Regions from separate parts of the Mus musculus genome. Here region 2 is linked to region 1. The links are chromatin loops, found by intact Hi-C in ENCODE. Cell type or tissue: left cerebral cortex. All regions are shown on one strand. Each heading gives the region's core, and the rest is flanking DNA. Links, peaks and the distances in the headings are about the cores only. Region 1 has its middle 15 kb from the start of Gm25038. Region 2 has its middle 18 kb from the start of Gm31613.

Evidence for each region. A loop is a pair of places that touch in the nucleus more often than their neighbours do. Peaks named below come from ENCODE experiments on the same cell type or tissue, not always from the same donor. Only the 100,000 strongest peaks of a DNase experiment are listed, where the experiment ranks them.
Region 2: it touches region 1 in a loop (3-fold over the local background); 3 of 42 quality-filtered maps call a loop at or near these places.

Annotation. Positions count from the first base shown.
Region 1 is chr16:78,434,702-78,443,039 of GRCm38, reverse strand. No RefSeq gene overlaps it. Among named protein-coding and RNA genes, the nearest start is that of Gm25038, 15 kb to the right of the region's middle. In left cerebral cortex, for the core only: no CTCF peak of the experiment used is centred there; a DNase peak (open chromatin) is centred at 3,967; H3K27ac peaks cover 7 bases.
Region 2 is chr16:78,200,934-78,209,271 of GRCm38, reverse strand. No RefSeq gene overlaps it. Among named protein-coding and RNA genes, the nearest start is that of Gm31613, 18 kb to the left of the region's middle. In left cerebral cortex, for the core only: a CTCF peak has its summit at 4,509 (motif pointing right); no DNase peak of the experiment used is centred there.

The DNA of each region.
Region 1 (8,338 bases), core at 248-8,247:
TATGATCACCATGGTAACCTGAAGAGCGCTGGAATATTGAAAATGGAACCAAACTGGGTACATTTATCATCCTATTTCCTCCAGGCGCTTATTCTCTTCCACAGGTCTTCCACATATCAAGTGTTGACCTTGTCATGAGACCATGAGTTCAGCCCCTAGGAGCATGAAAAATAGAAACAAACACAGCACATGCACACTCGCGAGGTTTTGTTTTGTTTTTGTTTGTTTGTTTGTTTGTTTGTTTCATTCTCTTCTGTTTGCTTTTGGAAATAATCATGGGCTTTTTTATCTCTTTATTTTTAAGCATAACTTTAAAAAAAGAAACATGACCCTACGTTGGATTTAGCAAAGGATAAATAGTACAGATATCTTTTTATGGACACACACTTTTACATTATGTTTTAAGATCAGAAATGTATCATCTGACCTAACTTGTTTACCGGGACCCTTTTGAAGTAGGAATGCTGTTGGCTTTTTAGCACTCTGTGGTAAGGACTTCCCTACCTGCAAACCAACAATCTCCTGTCTACCCAGACAAGATCAAACACAAGGAATTTACAGTTTTTTTTTTTCAAAATTCAGTCACATGAATTTCAATGTCTTTAGAGAATAGGAAATGTAGGTGTTTGGCATGAAAGCTTCTGTTCGCAGACACCAGGCTGTCTCGCCTCAGTGCATTGTTTTCTGTACTTCCTTGTCTTCCTGCCTCTCGGAATTATAGCTAAGGACCTGGACCTTAGCTGGATCTAACCTTCAGTCCTGTGCGTTTCTCAGTAACTACAAAGTCTAGCAGAAGGTCACTCTGCTTCTTTGAAGGGCCTGATTCTGCTTCTTTAGTGGCATTGACACAAATCTGTGGGGTGTTGGCCATCATCCTACGAACAGTAAACCGTTGAAGGCCGACTGCCTTAAGTAATGCATAGCTGGAGAGGCAGCATGCTTCATCTGCTGCCTAGCATCTAAAACCGGCAGTAGCTGGAGGCCCAGGAGCAGGTGAGCATTCTTGCATTGAACCTCTGGGAAACTCAGACCAAAGGCTGAAAACTATACAGTATTGGGAAAGGACTGGTCCCAAGACTTCTACAGAGAGTAAAATCAGCATATGTCCAAGTTTCTTAATAAAATGGCTTGTTGTTTGACTACAAACTCTGAACACTTGTCCTTAATAAATCAACTAATATATAATTTATTATAATTAACAATCTAATAACAATACAATGGTTTTCTGGGCTTGTTGAGATATGAGCTCCCTAGGTAGCCCAGGCCGGCTTTGAACTCCTCATCTTCCTGCTTCAGCTTCCCACACATTGAGATGTGTGCACCACTTGGGCCAGCTTTAGCTCCTAATGTAACATGTACCCTAAGTCAATAATTGTTTTAACTAATTGTCTACCGAGTGCTAAGGAAAAATAAACCTGTGTGCATTCAGAAGTTTTCACCCATGTGTGGATGAATCCAGAGGTTCTGTGCTCATGGATAAGAAAGGACAATTATTATTCCTTACCAACCAAGTCCCTAGACTAAGTAGATGAGAAATGCCTGGTATTTTTGTAGGTCAGATGCGAGATAGGTGTTGTTCATAACACTCTAAATTCATTTCCATTCCACTGCACCCCAAAAGCCAGAGAACAGCAAAGTTCACAGCTCATTACAAAACAAAAACAAAACAAAACAAAAACAAAAACCCAAGCCCACAAGGAACTAACCGGACTTGCAGGCATCCTGAGCATCTTTGGAGGGAGAAGGCTTATTTTCCAGGGGCGGTGTCTGACAGTGCTTACACAGCATGCCTTCTCTCTACTCCCCACCTCCCAGTTGCCCATGCTCCTCTCAGTAAAAGCAGGATGGGCGTCATGATGGCCATTTGCCTAGGCAACTCAGTGTCCGTCATATTGGGGTTCTCCCTTACAAAATGAGACCCACATGTTTCGCGACCTTGTAATTGAGGTAGCTGGAGTGAAGGTGATGTTCTGGGGGAAAACGGCAAGTTAAATTATTTTTTTTCCGTGAGATCTGATGAAAAAGAGAGTCAGAATATGAAAACATGAGCTCTATTCCAGAAGGAGAGGTGGGACTAGAGAGAAGGCTTTACCGTTAAGAATGGTTGCTCCTCTCTCATGGACCAGAATTTGGATCCCACCTCTCATGTTGACCCACTCACAACCACCTACCAACTCCAACACAAGGTGACAGATGAGTGATAGACTTGTAAGAAATAAGCCAAAGCCAGCGGCTGCCCCTGGAAGGGTGTGGTGGTTTGAGTGAGAAGTCTCCCATCATCTTGGACATTTGAATACTTGGTCCCTAGTTGGTGGGTGTTTGAGGGGGATTAAGGCCTCACTGGAGGAAGTATGTCACTGGAGGTTTCTAAAGAACTCCCACCTTTTCAAGCTAGCCCTCTCTGCTTCCTGTTCTGTCATTTAAGATGTGAGTTCATCTTAAGCTGCCAGCTCTTGTTCCAGCTGCCTGCCTGGTTCTATCTCTGTTTTGCAATCCTGGACTCTAAGCTCCTGGAACTGTAAGCTCCAAATAAACTCTTTTTTTTTTTCTTTTTTCTTTCTTTTCTTTTCTTTTCTTTTTTTTTTTTTTTTTTTAAGCTACTTTGGTCATGGTGTTTTATCACAACAATAGAAAAGAGATGAATACAGGGGGCAGAGTGTGTGTGTGGCGGTGGGGGTAGGGGGGAGGGATGACACAAGTTATTTCCTAAGGGAATCCAGGCACAACAGTCCTACCCTCGAGACAAGCCCACACCCTCACCTGGATTCCAGCTGGAGGCTTCACTGAGGCAATAATCCTCTATCAGAAGGAGGAGTCGCACAAAGAAAGCCATTTTTAACACTCAGTGTAACATAGACAGCAGAAGAGGGCCACATTGAGACACAGCCTATTGTTAAAAGCTGAGCCGTGTGGGAGGCCTGAGAACAAAGAATGACCATTGGTCAAGAAGATTTCATCTGGCCTGCCACTGCCCGAGGGTGAAGGAAGGTCCAGGGAGGCAATTGTGGAGAGTGGGAGAGAGCCAGCGTTAACAAGCCAAAAGGTGCAATTAACAGGAGGCACAGCTCAGGCAGGGGAGTTCTTAGAAAAAGATAGCTCTGTGATCAGTAGCCAAGGGCAGATCTCATCAGTTGATAGTAACCGTGGAGTTATGGCTGGGAGCCTTGGGTTAGCAGGTAGGTCAGGCTGTGAAGCACCTGTCTCCCTTTTACTGTGTCGGGAGAACACAAAGAGCACCCTTTGCTGTCCACAGCTGCATTCCCTCCGTGGGATCATGAGGACTCAGGCAGCCAAAGGTCAAAGGCAGGTGCTACACCTGAGCAGACCTCAGCTTGTGGATGCTCCCCACACACCCAAGGCATCTGAAAGACACTGTCCCCCAGCTAGAGAGGACATGATCTATAGGATCTGGGGAGGGTAAGAAAACCATCCCAACATCCACCACGCAAGGCTTGCCTGTGTGTGGAGGTCGGAGGACAACTTGCCAGAGCTGGCTTTCCACTGGTTCTGGGACTCCTGGGCTTGAATCTGCTTCATTTTTGTACCTTTTATTACTGGGGAATCTTTTCCCCTGTTCTTTAAATCCTAGCCCTCTAGCTCCCTTTTCTTTTCCTCCGGTACAATTCCTCCATTCCTCCTCTTTTTCCTTTCTTTTGTGTAGCCTCGCCCCTCCTGTTTCTACCTTTCTCCTGTTTCCTTCCCTTCAATGATCCACGTACTATTCCCAGAGTTACTCTAGACTCTTTTTAAATAATTCTAGCACATTTTGCAACAGTTTTTACACTTTCTGTTTCATGGTCACTGGCGTTGTATTTATAATTGGTTTGAATTTATTTTAAGCACATTATATATCTTATATGGTTTGATGTCATAAATATATTCATTCAAGAAATTCAGACATGAGTACTAGGTGTTGGGGTTGCTAAAAATGAATAATTTATGTCCACAATGCCAGTGCCTTTGAATTCTGCTTTTTACTGTGGGTGTGGTGAAAGTATAAATAGACATATAAAACAATCGGTACTCTTGCAGCCCTGTGAGAACTTGTGCCCAGATATGAACAGTGTGTGTGGCTAACCTGGGGTAAGCCACTCTTTCCTAGTGTGTGGGGCTAACCTGGGGAAAGCCACTCTTTCCTAGTGTGTGGGGCTAACCTGGGGAAAGCCACTCTTTCCTAGGTGAGTTGCACAGGTTGGAGGCAGGTCCCAGAACACACAGGAAACAGGGTCACTGAAAATGTCCCTGGGTCACAGCCACCTCAAGGTGGACCAATGCTATCTTGCCCAGTAGGTTCTCATCGTTCATCCCAGTGCTTAACAGCTCTGAAGTCATCCAAGAGAAGAAAGGCCAAGGAAGAAGCAGGCACCACAGTTTGAATATAGGTCTAATGGTTAGCGCTGCAGTGTATGCATCAGTCAAACACATACACTGCAGCGTGGACAGGGCTCCCCTCACAAAGTAATCCAGCCTGAGAGGAATAAAAAACAACAAATGTAGCTCTTCTCAGTTAGTTGTAGGGGTAAAAGTCCAAGATCCAGGAGTCAAAAGAGTTGCGCTCTCTCTCTCTCTCTCTCTCTCTCTCTCTCTCTCTCTCTCTCTCTCTCTCTCTCTCTCTCTCACATGTGTGTTGTGATCATAAAAAAGAGAAAGAGCTATAAGAATATGTTCTGGCGGAGTGTGTGGGAAGCGGGTGCCCCAGCGGGCCCATGCCAAGGTATAGTATAGAATAGAGTTTATTCGGAGCATGGGGAGGGGAGTTAAGAGGGTAGCAGAGGCAGAGAAAGGCAGAGAGAAGGAGAGAACAAAGAAGTAGAGTCTGGCCATGACCATGTGGAGAGAGGGGGCAAGTGGGAAGCAGGAGTACAGGAGACAAGAGAGTAAGAGAGAGAGGAGGGGCCAAGCAGCTCCTTTTATAGTGAGCCAAGCCTACCTGGCTGTTGCCAGGTAACTGAGGGGAGGAGCATACCTGGCTGCTGCCAGGAACTGTGGGGATGGAATTTAGACAGAACACACACACACACACACACACACACACACACACACACACACATGTCTGTCTAGTGTTTGTTTGTCTCTTTCCCTCCCTCCCTTCCTCCTCTCCTTCCCTCACCCCTTCCTCTCTTTCCTTGGCTTATATGCATTAAACCATTGACTACATGCTACAAGAATGATGGCTGACACCCCTAACGACCTTAACTAGAGTTTCTATCTTGAATGTCCCCCCCAAAGACCTGTCTTAAATGTTGGATCCCCAGATAGCTCTACTTGAAATGGATAACTCTTTAGAAGTAGGGTCCAGTGAGCTTGTGCTTTTGAAAAGGTGTCTGGCCCCTGGCCCCTTTGTTTTTGCCTCATGATGGTGAGGCAGGCAGTGTTGCTGTGCTCTCACTGCGGTCATGATGTCGTGGCCCCCTAAAATAAAGGGAGCCAGCAGACCGCACACTGAAACCTTCAAGACTGGGAGCCAGGAGAGGTCTTTTTCCCTTGAGGTCATTGTCCTTGTTATAGGAATCCTAAATATAACAAGTTTATAAAAGAAAAAAAAACCTATTCTTTATTTCATCAGAATTCTATGACAAAGGACCAACAGAAAAGAAAACCCAAAGGCTTGATGAGGCGTGGGCACCTGTGTCAAAATGTGATTATACTCTAAGGGAATAGTGATCAGCTCTGAGGGAAACTTAGCAAGCTCCATGGGTTCCAACTCTTTCTGCTACTTGGTACATCAGTCCTTCTTCCAGACCTAGGATAGGATGCCTTTAGGACATAAAGATCTTTGGAGAGAAGGGGCAAGGTCAGAGAGTGGCTTTTTAAGGTATTGTGACTTGTTTTCATGGGGAGGAGTTCCTACCTCTCGGACAGGCCTCCCCCCACCCCAGAGGATAATTCTGGTTCTTATGACTTGCCTTGGAGGAAGAAAGGGAATGACCAGAAAGGTAGGAAAGGATCCTAGAGACATTGCTTCACAGACCCTGGGATGGCAGGTTCTTAGCCTGGGATGGTGGGTTCTTAGCCCTGGGATGGCAGGTTCTTAGCCTGGGATGGTGGGTTCTTAGCCCTGGGATGGCAGGTTCTTAGCCTGGGATGGTGGGTTCTTAGCCCTGGGATGGCGGGTTCTTAGCCCTAGGATGGTGGGTTCTTAGCCCGGGATGGTGGGTTCTTAGCCCTGGGATGGCAGGTTCTTAGCCCTGGGATGGCGGGTTCTTAGCCCTGGGATGGCAGATTCTTAGCCCTAGGATGGCGGGTTCTTAGCCCTGGGATGGTGGGTTCTTAGCCCTGGGATGGCAGGTTCTTAGCCCTGGGATGGCGGGTGGTTAGCCCTGGGATGGCGGGTTCTTAGTCCCAACACTGGTTTACTCCATTCCTTTTACATGGTCTCTCCTCGATGACTATCTTCTTGCAAAGACAATAATCACACTGACAAGGCCTGACCATATGATCCTAATCACTTCCCATTGCTGGTTGAATTCCCTAAGAGACTCATATTTTGAACCCTTCATCCTCAGTTAGTGACAGTGTTTTGAGAAGCTATATAAACTTCAGGGATTCGAACCTAGGTGGAGGAATGTCAGTGGGGATATGTCTCTGAAGGTTGTAGATTATCATCAACCCCTTCTGCTCTCTATTTCCTGTCTGCTATAAAGTGAACAGTGTCGCTTACCCATATGCTTCCACTGCACAAGTGTATATTTAGAAATGGGACCTAGTGGGAGGACTGAACCTTCTGAAACTGTAAACAAAAATCCTCACCTCTTACCATGTGACCTTACTAACACATCTGTACATTGGGAATCACTCTCCTCTCTAGAGAACACTCTATGGGCCAATTCATACACACGTTATCAGTTTTATTATGATTAGCCTTTCTCAGGAACTATTATAGTATTACATTATATAGTAGATGTAGTGTATACATATATTAGTAATATATATCTTAGGCATTTAACCTTTGGTTTATGTGCCCTATCTACTTTATTTAATCCCATGGACTATAAACCATTAGCTCCAGAATAATAGTATCCCAACTGCCCCCCTGAGATGGCTGAGCACAAATCCCATGGGAAAGCTCGTAAGGACTTACATTGTGCAACTGATAGAGCAATTCAAAATCCGACTTCCCCTTTTTAGATGGTGCATTCTATCCTCGGGTACCTGATCTTCTAGTACAGTTCCTATGACAACGTCTCTCTGCAATGTTTTTCTGCTCTTTCCAAATATCAACGGTACTGTGTTTCTTCCTGTTCCCAAACAAATAAACAAAAATATAGCAAGTAAACTCTTAAGTGAGGGGCTGCTTATCTTTAGAAAGGAAAAATCTCAAAATGGATCCACAATGCCTCATGAACCAAGACAGGAAATCCCTTTGGAGTGTTTCCTTAAATGTTAGAAAGCCTCATTGTCACGCACTCAATTTGCAGCACAGTTATTGGTAACATGTACAAAGATTAGGTGATCATAAGGCACAGTTTAATGCAAAAAAAAAAAAAACAAAAAGAGAGAGAGAGAGAGAGAGAGGTACATTTGAATGCTGAAGCTTGAAGTATTTTCCTTGACATTTCTTTTGTCTTTACTATCTGCTTCAATTTTCACAACTGTATTGTAACATGTCAACAAAGGGAACTTTCTGTGCACAAAGGAACTCTAATTTATAGCCAAGGGATGCATTGGCATATGAAATGTGCTAATGGAATTAATATTTTAAGAACTGAATAGACAGTATTCAAAGTTATTTTTCAGAATGTACACACACACACACACACACACACAGAGGGAGGGAGGGAGAGAGAGAGAGAGAGAGAGAGAGAGAGAGAGAGAGAGAGAGAGGGAGAGAGAGAGAGAGAGAGAGAGGGAGAAGGATTTCTAGATTATATGGTATGTCTTTTAAATAATAAATTGTATATCTCAAAAAATGTCGGTATTTTTAAAATCAAAATCAAACTTACTACATAGCATTTAGAGGAATTTTAATTGGGAAAATCTATGGGCTTAAGTTATGCAATATGAGAAGTTAGGTGTCTCTATTTTTGCAGAAGCCACATAAGCAAACCCCTGCCTGGGTCAATTGTCCAGACAGAATGTGTGTTGGCCCTCCTCATGCACCTGTCTCTTCACTGAGATTCCTCCAGGAAGATGCTCCTCGAGGTTTCAAATGAAAGGTCCAAGTATTTGGAATACCCGATGGTGTCAAATTCCTGTTTGCTCAATGATACAGCCTGGGATGTGTCTTTGCTATCACTTCCGTGTAGCACTGATGACAGATAGCCATGCAGAGCTCCAGTGGTTAGAGCATCCCAGTGTGGTCCACACCTAGTGACATTTGCAGAGCAGTCACTGCAGA
Region 2 (8,338 bases), core at 172-8,171, 230 kb after region 1:
AAGATACTGCAGAACTTGATGGCAAGATACTATTACTGAAGACACCACACACTTGAGTCCCAGAACATGGAGAGATCACGCTGGTACCGACCTATAAGTTCGGTACCTACTGCCAAACCTTCCTGGTGCTAGAAATTGCTTGCACATGCTACCAAAGGAAAAAAAAGTAGTCATTGATTTTACCCAGATGTGACTCTGATAACAAGAAGCCTGGCAGGGAATGCTCACCAGTATAATAGTGGTATAAATATGAGAGTAACCAATTACTTTCTAATTGGATATATGACTGGTTCACAAGTTGAAATCCATACCTGACATGATTATCAAAGCTAAGAACCCATGGGTTGACAGGTCATAGGCTCGAGTAGAAAACCTAAACTATTACTGTGAAAAAAGGTATAATGTATTAGTCAGGGTTCTCCAGAGACACACAACTTACAGAATGTTCGATATGTTATGGGAATTTATTGTAATGACTTAACTGTTAAGTCTATAGTCCAACTAACTCAACAATGGCCAGCTGTGAATGGAAAGTCCAAAAATCTAGTAGTTGCTATTGTCCTGCAAGGTAGTTGTTTCAGCTGCTATTCTGTATAAGCTGGAATCCTGAAGACGTAGGTTCTGACAGATGTGCTGGGCAAGTAAGTGCAAGCAGGCAAAGAAGAGTGAGTGAGCCTTCCACCAATGTCCTTATGTAGGCCTGCAGCAGAAGGTGTGGCTCAGATTAAAGGTGTGTACCACCGTGCCTGGATCTGGAACGTGCTTTGTCCCAGGCTGACCTTAAGATAAGATATCTGCTTGCCTCAATCTCCTGGAATTAAAGGTGTATACTACCTTGCCTGGGCCTCAGCTTTTCATGGCTACGATGCCTCAAGATCTCCATGTCATGGCCTGGGTCAGAAGCCTTTGTCTTTCAGGTTCATGATCCGGATCACAGGTGAACCCTCCAATTCTGGATTGTAGTTCATTCCAGATGTATTTATGTTGACATCCAGGAGTAGCCATCACATATGGTATTAAAACAATCACAGTGACTCATCATCATATCCATAGATGAGTGTGTTTCTTAGTCTTTCTTAGAGAAACCTCTTCTTGCAGTAGACGGGCAATTAATCAAAGACCTACAAGTGGTAAATGTTCAGAAAATAAAAGACCGGGGAATGTTTGGTCCTCAGTGGTTTCTCATATCCCTCCTATCAAGGTTCAGAATTATGGTAGAGAAGACACGTGAGAGCCAGCAGCAGTAAACTATAAGGAAAACGTGTTGTTGTTGTTGTTGTTTTTTTCCAAACACAGCAAAGCATTTACATCTGATCACACAGTGGTTGTGACAGCATGCAAAAGACTGGTACAAGCTCAAACCAGCACGGAGAGGAGATGCAGACATGAAGTCCACCCTAGCTAAAGAGCTGTTGGCGATTGATAACTGATAGGAGAGAGTTGGTTTTCTTTAAGGGTGAAGCCATTGGTAGATTACCTATGTTTCAATGGAGAGTTATATATCCTACAGGATTTGGACAGTACAGCTGTACTCTATGGGTTTAAAACAGAAAGAGAGAGAGAGAGAGAGAGAGAGAGAGAGAGAGAGAGAGAGAGAGAGAGAGAGGGAGAGGGAGAGAGGGAGAGGGAGGGAGAGCGGGAGAGGGAGGGAGAGGGAGAGGGGAGAGGGAGGGAGAGGGGGAGAGGGAGGGAGAGGGGGAGAGGGAGAGGGAGGGAGAGCAGGAGAGGGAGGGAGAGGTGGAGAGGGAGGGAGAGGGGGAGAGGGAGGGAGAGGGGGAGAGGGAGAGCAAACACAATGTTAGGTGGGAAGGGTGGAAATGTATTTGAGAGGAATTACGGGAGGGATGAATATGATGAAATTACACCCTTCAACTCTCAAAGTAATTAAAAATGAGAGGGGAATCCATTTTTAAGAGCACATATGTTGAGTTACACAGAAAGGGATTTATCAGGACACATTTTTGTTCTCATCTCATTCAGCTCCCTGGATAGAATATCTGATAGCATCTGTTGATGGGAGTTGAAAAACAAAACAAAACAACCAACAACCCTAACCCACACCCCCACGCTCTGAGACAGATAAATCCATGATGTGAATCTGTCAATTATAGTGACATCTACTTCATACCATTTTTTCTTAGTGTGTTTCTCCACTAACTAACTAACTAACTAACTAACTAAGTAAGTAAGTAACTAATTTTACATCCCTCTCCTCTGAGTACCCTGCTCGCAAGCCCCCATCCTCCCATTCCCTTTTCCTCTGAGAGGGTGGAGGCCTCTCTGGGTATTCCCCAACTCTGGCATATCAAGTCACTGTCGGACCTCTCCCACTGAGGCCAGACAAGGCAGCAGCCCATTTAGGGGAACAGGATCTACAGACAGGAAACAGATTCAGGGACAGCCCCCACTCAGTTATTGGGAATCCACATGAAGACCAAGCTACATATGTGCAGGTGACTTATGTTCGGCCCATGTATGCTTTTTGGTTGGTGACTTAATCTCTGGGAGCCCCCAAAGTGTCCAGGTCACCTGTCCCTGTTAATCTTCCTGTGGAGTCTTTATCACAACCAGGTCCCTCAATCCTTCCCCCAGGTCTTCTATAAGATTCCCTCAGCAATCTCCAATGTTTGGGTGTGGATCTCTGCTTCTGTTTCAGTCAGCTGCTGGATAGATCCTCTCAGAGAAGAGTTATGATAGGCTCCTGTTTGCAAGCATAATAGTGTCAGGGATTGGATCTTGCCCATGGGCTGGGTCTCAAGTCGGGCCGGTCATTGGATGGTGATTTTCTTAGTCTCTGCTCCATCTTTGTCCCTGTAGGTAGGACACATTTTGGATCAAAGGTTTTGTGGGTGGGTTGGTTGGTGTCTTTATCTCGCTACTAGAAGTCTTGCCTGGATACAAGTGGTGGCCACTTCAGGCTCAAGTCACCTAATGCTAGGAGTCTCAGCTAGAGTTGTCCTCATAGATTCCCCATAGCGGCCCACCCATCCAGATCTCTGCATGTCTTAGAGATCCACCCCCCCCCAATATGCCAATTTCCATTGACTCTTGGCCCTCTCTCCCTGGCTCTCCCTATACCTTATCCCAATTCCCTTCTCCATCCCCTCTCCCACACGGTTCTTTTCCTCCATCAACCACCGATAACGGTTTTATTTCCCTTTCCAAGTGAGATTCAAGCAGACTCCATTGGGCCCTCCTTGTTATTTAGCATTTTTGGATTCTGTATCTTAGTGTGGTTACCTTGTACTTTCTGGCTAATATCCACTTACTACATACCATGCATGTCCTTTCGGGACTGGGTTACCTCGCTCAAGATGATATTTTCTAGTTCCATCCATTTGCCTGCCAATTTCATGATGTCCTTGTCTTTAATAGCTGAGCAGTATTCCATTGTATAGATGTACCACATTCTCTTTATCCATTCTTCCATTGAGGGAGATCTGGGTTGTTTCCAGTTTCTGGTTATTATGAAAAAAAAGCTGCTATGAATATATCTTTCTATCCAATTAGAACATGCTATTTAAAATTTCTGAAAATCAAACAGAACCTTCAGAAAAGTCTGCTATCCTCTGGGCAGAAGCGACAGAACATAGCAATGAACGAGGAGGTTGAGTATGGATCCTTCCCCTTTCATTTTTATATTTCCTTTGTCAGTTTGCCCAATAATGTGTATTATATATTTTTAAAAAAAACTAAGGAAACTCAAGGCCTACTGTGTTCATGGCTTTGAAAATCCCGGTGCATAATAACTCACTTCAGAATACACACTTCTCAGGCATTGGTTTTTTTTGCTCTCATCTCCTTAGTCTTAGCAAGAGTAAAGAATTTGCAATCACAGACTCTGCCTGCCTTTTCCTGTCTCATTAACAAGAGCAACATAAAGTGTCCTGTGCACGACGAGCCAGGCCAGTGAGGGTTGGATTTAATATTTCTATCAACATTTTCTGTTACAGGAAAAGTTTTTAGTTTACAAATTGAGAGAATGTGGGCATATGGTGTTTTAAAAGTACCCCCCCCCACACACACCTAAGCTAAAAATAAAAACCCCTTGCTGAAATTATATCATATGCTGATCCCCTCAGGAGACTTTGCTACCCAGGTAGACCTGAAGAAGAATGTGAAAGAAAAGTTTATGACATCACCTTTAAATTTTAATTCCATCTATAGGTTCATTGCACTACAAAATTAGAAAGAAAAAAAAAAAAAAAAGAAGAAGTATTCTAGTTGGGAGAAAAGCCCCTACTTTTCCTTCCACATTTCCTAATTTGACCCTGTAGAAGTAGTTATTTATAGTGTTCATGTATGCACACATATAAATATTATATATCCAAATATATATATATACTGTATATGTATATATATGTACACATATATACATATATCATATATTTATATCATATGTCATGTGTATCAGTATATATCATTTAAAAAAAAAGATTTATTTATTATTATTATAATACACAAGTACACTGTAGCTGTCTTCAGATGCACCAGAAGAGGGCATCAGGTCTCATTACAGGTGGTTGTGAGTTACCATGTGGTTGTTGGGATTTGACTCAAGACCTTCGGAAGAGCAGTCAGTGCTCTTAATCGCTAAGCCATCTCACCATCCCCCTCCTTTTCACTTTACTCAACTGTTTTAGGTCCTGAGAATCAGCAGCCTTGAAGCTGGAACAACGTCAAGCTTTCTTTGTTGTGAACACAGCCCAGAGCATAAGGGAGAGATTACTGAAAACACGGTGCTAGCAATGATGTCATCGTCTCCCTCCAGTGTTTGCTGAGAAGAGCAGGGGACCAACTGGACCCAGTGCACACTGGAGTGTTGAGCCAATCAGACCTACCTCTCAGGGTTGCCTGATGGAGCTCCTGCAAGCGCGTTCCTTAAGATCCGGGGGCCGGATTTATGCCCCTGAAAGCCTTTCTCCTCAAACAATTGGAGTGATTGTGTTTTCATTAAGTCCTCAGATTCATTAGAGACAGATTGAATTTCCTTAAAATACAATGTGATAAGATGATTGTATTATAACTATGATGTCTCAAGAACTCATTTTCTCTCTTCCCTTCTGTTTTTCTTTCTTTATCGATGAGATTGTTGCTATGTTTCCCAAGCTGGTCTCCGACTACTTCCCACGTTGACCTCCTGAGTAGTTTAGACTGCAACACACCCCAGTGGGCCCTGCTCCAATCTAGTTGTTTTTTGTAAAAACCCATCTTCATTTTTTTAATAACTTATTTATATATTTTATTTTATACACATTGGTGATGTGATTGCAGGTATGTCTCTCTGTGTGTCTCAGATCCCCGGGAACAGGAGTTGCAGACAGTTGTGAGCTGCCATGTGGGCACTGAGACTTGAACCCAGGTCCTCTGATCTCTTAACTGCTGAGCTGTCTCTCCAGTTCTCTAATCTAGTTTTTATGAAAGTAGTCATGTACAGGGTTAAAATATTAGTTTGTGATGAAAAGTTACAAGTAAAACCAAATTACTTTTTGTTTGTTTGTTTGTTTGTTTCGAGACAGGGTTTCTCTGTGTAGCCCTGGCTATCCTGGAACTCACTCTGTAGATCAGGCTGGCCTCGAACTCAGAAATCTGCCTGCCTCTGCGTTCCAAGTGTTGGGATTAAAGGCATGTGCCACCACTGCAGGGCTAAATCCACATTACTTGTTTCAGCTTTTCAATGAAATGAAAATTGTTAACTGTACCAAGAGGCTCCATCACAGGCAACATTTCCAGTTCTTTCCCAACATTTCAAGAACAACACAGCTTTCACTCAACTGCTTTGAGTTTCAGCATTTGATAGTTGTTCATTATTTCTTATTATAAAACTAAGAGAATTCAAGACACTAAGCAAACACTTTCTGTTTTCCCGCAGACCCAACTCATTTGACAGAATTCTTGGTTCGATTGAGACACAATGTTTACTCTGCTGTTGCTGTCGTTCCTATCAGAACCGAGTCACACAGGGGTTGGACAACGATTTGCTGTGGACCTTTCACATATGCTTACGGTCAGAGAGTTTTGGTGTTAGACTTCTCTGCCAAGCCTACAGGTAAAGAAGTGTGCCCCCCTACCCCCCATGCTCTCAGGCTAGCAGGAGATCTCGACTTTGCTCTTCTTTCAATAGAAACTGTATTTTAAAACTTGACCTTCTGCAGCTCAGAACCTGTAGTTGATACTCTCTCTTGGGCAGAGCTGGGCAGTGGCAGCTGGCTGTAGCTCCCCTTCAGAGGGTTTCCCTGTCCTTAGGAGGGAAACCAAGAGGTGCTCTGTAGTGTCCTGTGTTGTTGTAGTGTCCTGAGCTGTGGTTTCCAGGTCTTTAGTAATATTAACCTCATTGACAACTTAAATCCACTTTAAATATGTGATTTGTTTGTTGGGTGCAGAGGCCAACATAAACACATGCAGCCTATTTGTATAGTAAGCGACAGGTGAGTGCTTGCTTAGCTCTGTTGCTTTGAACATTTGGAACTTGTACCAGAGAAACCTGCTCACCTCATGAGGGCTAGGAGTCAGAAAGAGGGATTTAGACCGAGGGTCTGATCTTTCAAAGGCATGCCTCCAGTTGCAAAACGTCTCTCCACTAGGCTCTGCCTCCTTTGTTAGTCACTGATCTGTTGTGAAGAGACCATGACCAAGGTAGCTCTTATAAAAGAAAGCATTAAGAGGGGGGCTTGTTTGCAGTTCCAGAGGCTTCATCCATTAGCATCATGGCAGGAAGCATGTTAGCAGGCATGCATGGTGCTGGAGAAGTAGCTAAGAGCTACACCCTGAGCCATAGGTGGCTAGACACTAGGACTAGCATAGGCATTTGAAACCTCAAAGCTCACCAACCCCAGTGAGACACTTCTTCCAACAGGGCCATACCTTTTAATCTTTGTTATCTCTTTAAACGGTTCCATTCCCAGGAGACCGAATCTACACCCTGGCGGGCAGGCATTGTATATGACCCTATGGGGCTCATTGTCATATTCCTCTAGGTGCCATCACCTCCTACGAGGATTGAGTGCGGATGACTCTGCCTTTAGGCCTTGGGGCTCTAGGAGATGCTCTGGCTTCAAACGATAGCAGACTCCAGAGAATGAGAGATGTGCTCTTGGTAGGATTACTCTGAAAAGACCTAAAAAAAACCCAAATCAGTTTCTTGCTCCACTCTTGGAGGCAAAAGGAAAGAAAGACTGTTTGGGACTCTAGCAAAATCTGAAGTTGTTTTGTTTTGGGGAGCTACACGCTACACACTGTGCGAGGGAACATGGCATCTGAAGCTTTCTTTTTGGAATTTGAGAGGGAGCTGGGCAATGACTCGGTGGGTAAAGTGCTTGCCACACACCTATGAGGATTGGAGTTCAGATTCCAAGCAACCAAGTAAATGCCAGGCAGGCGTGGCATCCTGCGTACAGTTCCAGCATGTGGGAGACAGAGGCAGAGAACATACTGGCTAGTTACATTAGCTCGAAGGGCAGGCTTCAGGTTCAAGGGAGAGATCCCGTCTCAGTATATAACATGAACAGAGAGCAAGGATGCCTAATGTTAAACTCTAGCTTCTACACACATGCCAACACGGGTTCTCTACACACATGGACATAAGTGAGCACATGTTCATATGTGTGACCACATGCACACATGTAGCCCAAGATTAAAAATAGAAGGTTCAGTGAACGACTAATAGTGGCACAAAGAGAGAAAGACAAATGGTAAAAAAAAAAAAAAAAAAAAAAAAAAACATACGTAGAAAAAGGGGGGGGGTAGCCTTTGGGGATAGGAATAAAAAGGATGCAACAGTTCATTGTTCCAACTTCGGGATTTGTATGGGAGTTATTTGAAGTTATGTTGGTTTTAGAAAGCATGGGACGCTGAAGTGCTGCAGGCTTGACGCATGTGGCCATCAGTTAGTACCATGTCAGGATTATGACTGGGCACACGAGAAAAAAGGTACATATCTATCTCTATATATGCTGGAGACATTTGTCACGTGATCCCTGGTGTCTTTGTCATGCACACACACACACACATATATATGTACACACACATGTGTACACACACACACACACACACACACACACACACTGGAGCTTCCCAGTCGTCTCTATAGTGTCACATGATCCCTGGTGTCTTTGTCATATATATATATATATACACACACACACATACACACACACACATATATGTACACACACATGTGTATACACACACACACACACACACACACACTGGAGCTTCCCAGTCGTCTCTATAGTGTCACGTGACCCCTGGTGTCTTTGTCATGCACACACACACACACACACACACACACACACATATGTACACACATGTGTACACACACACACACACACACACATAC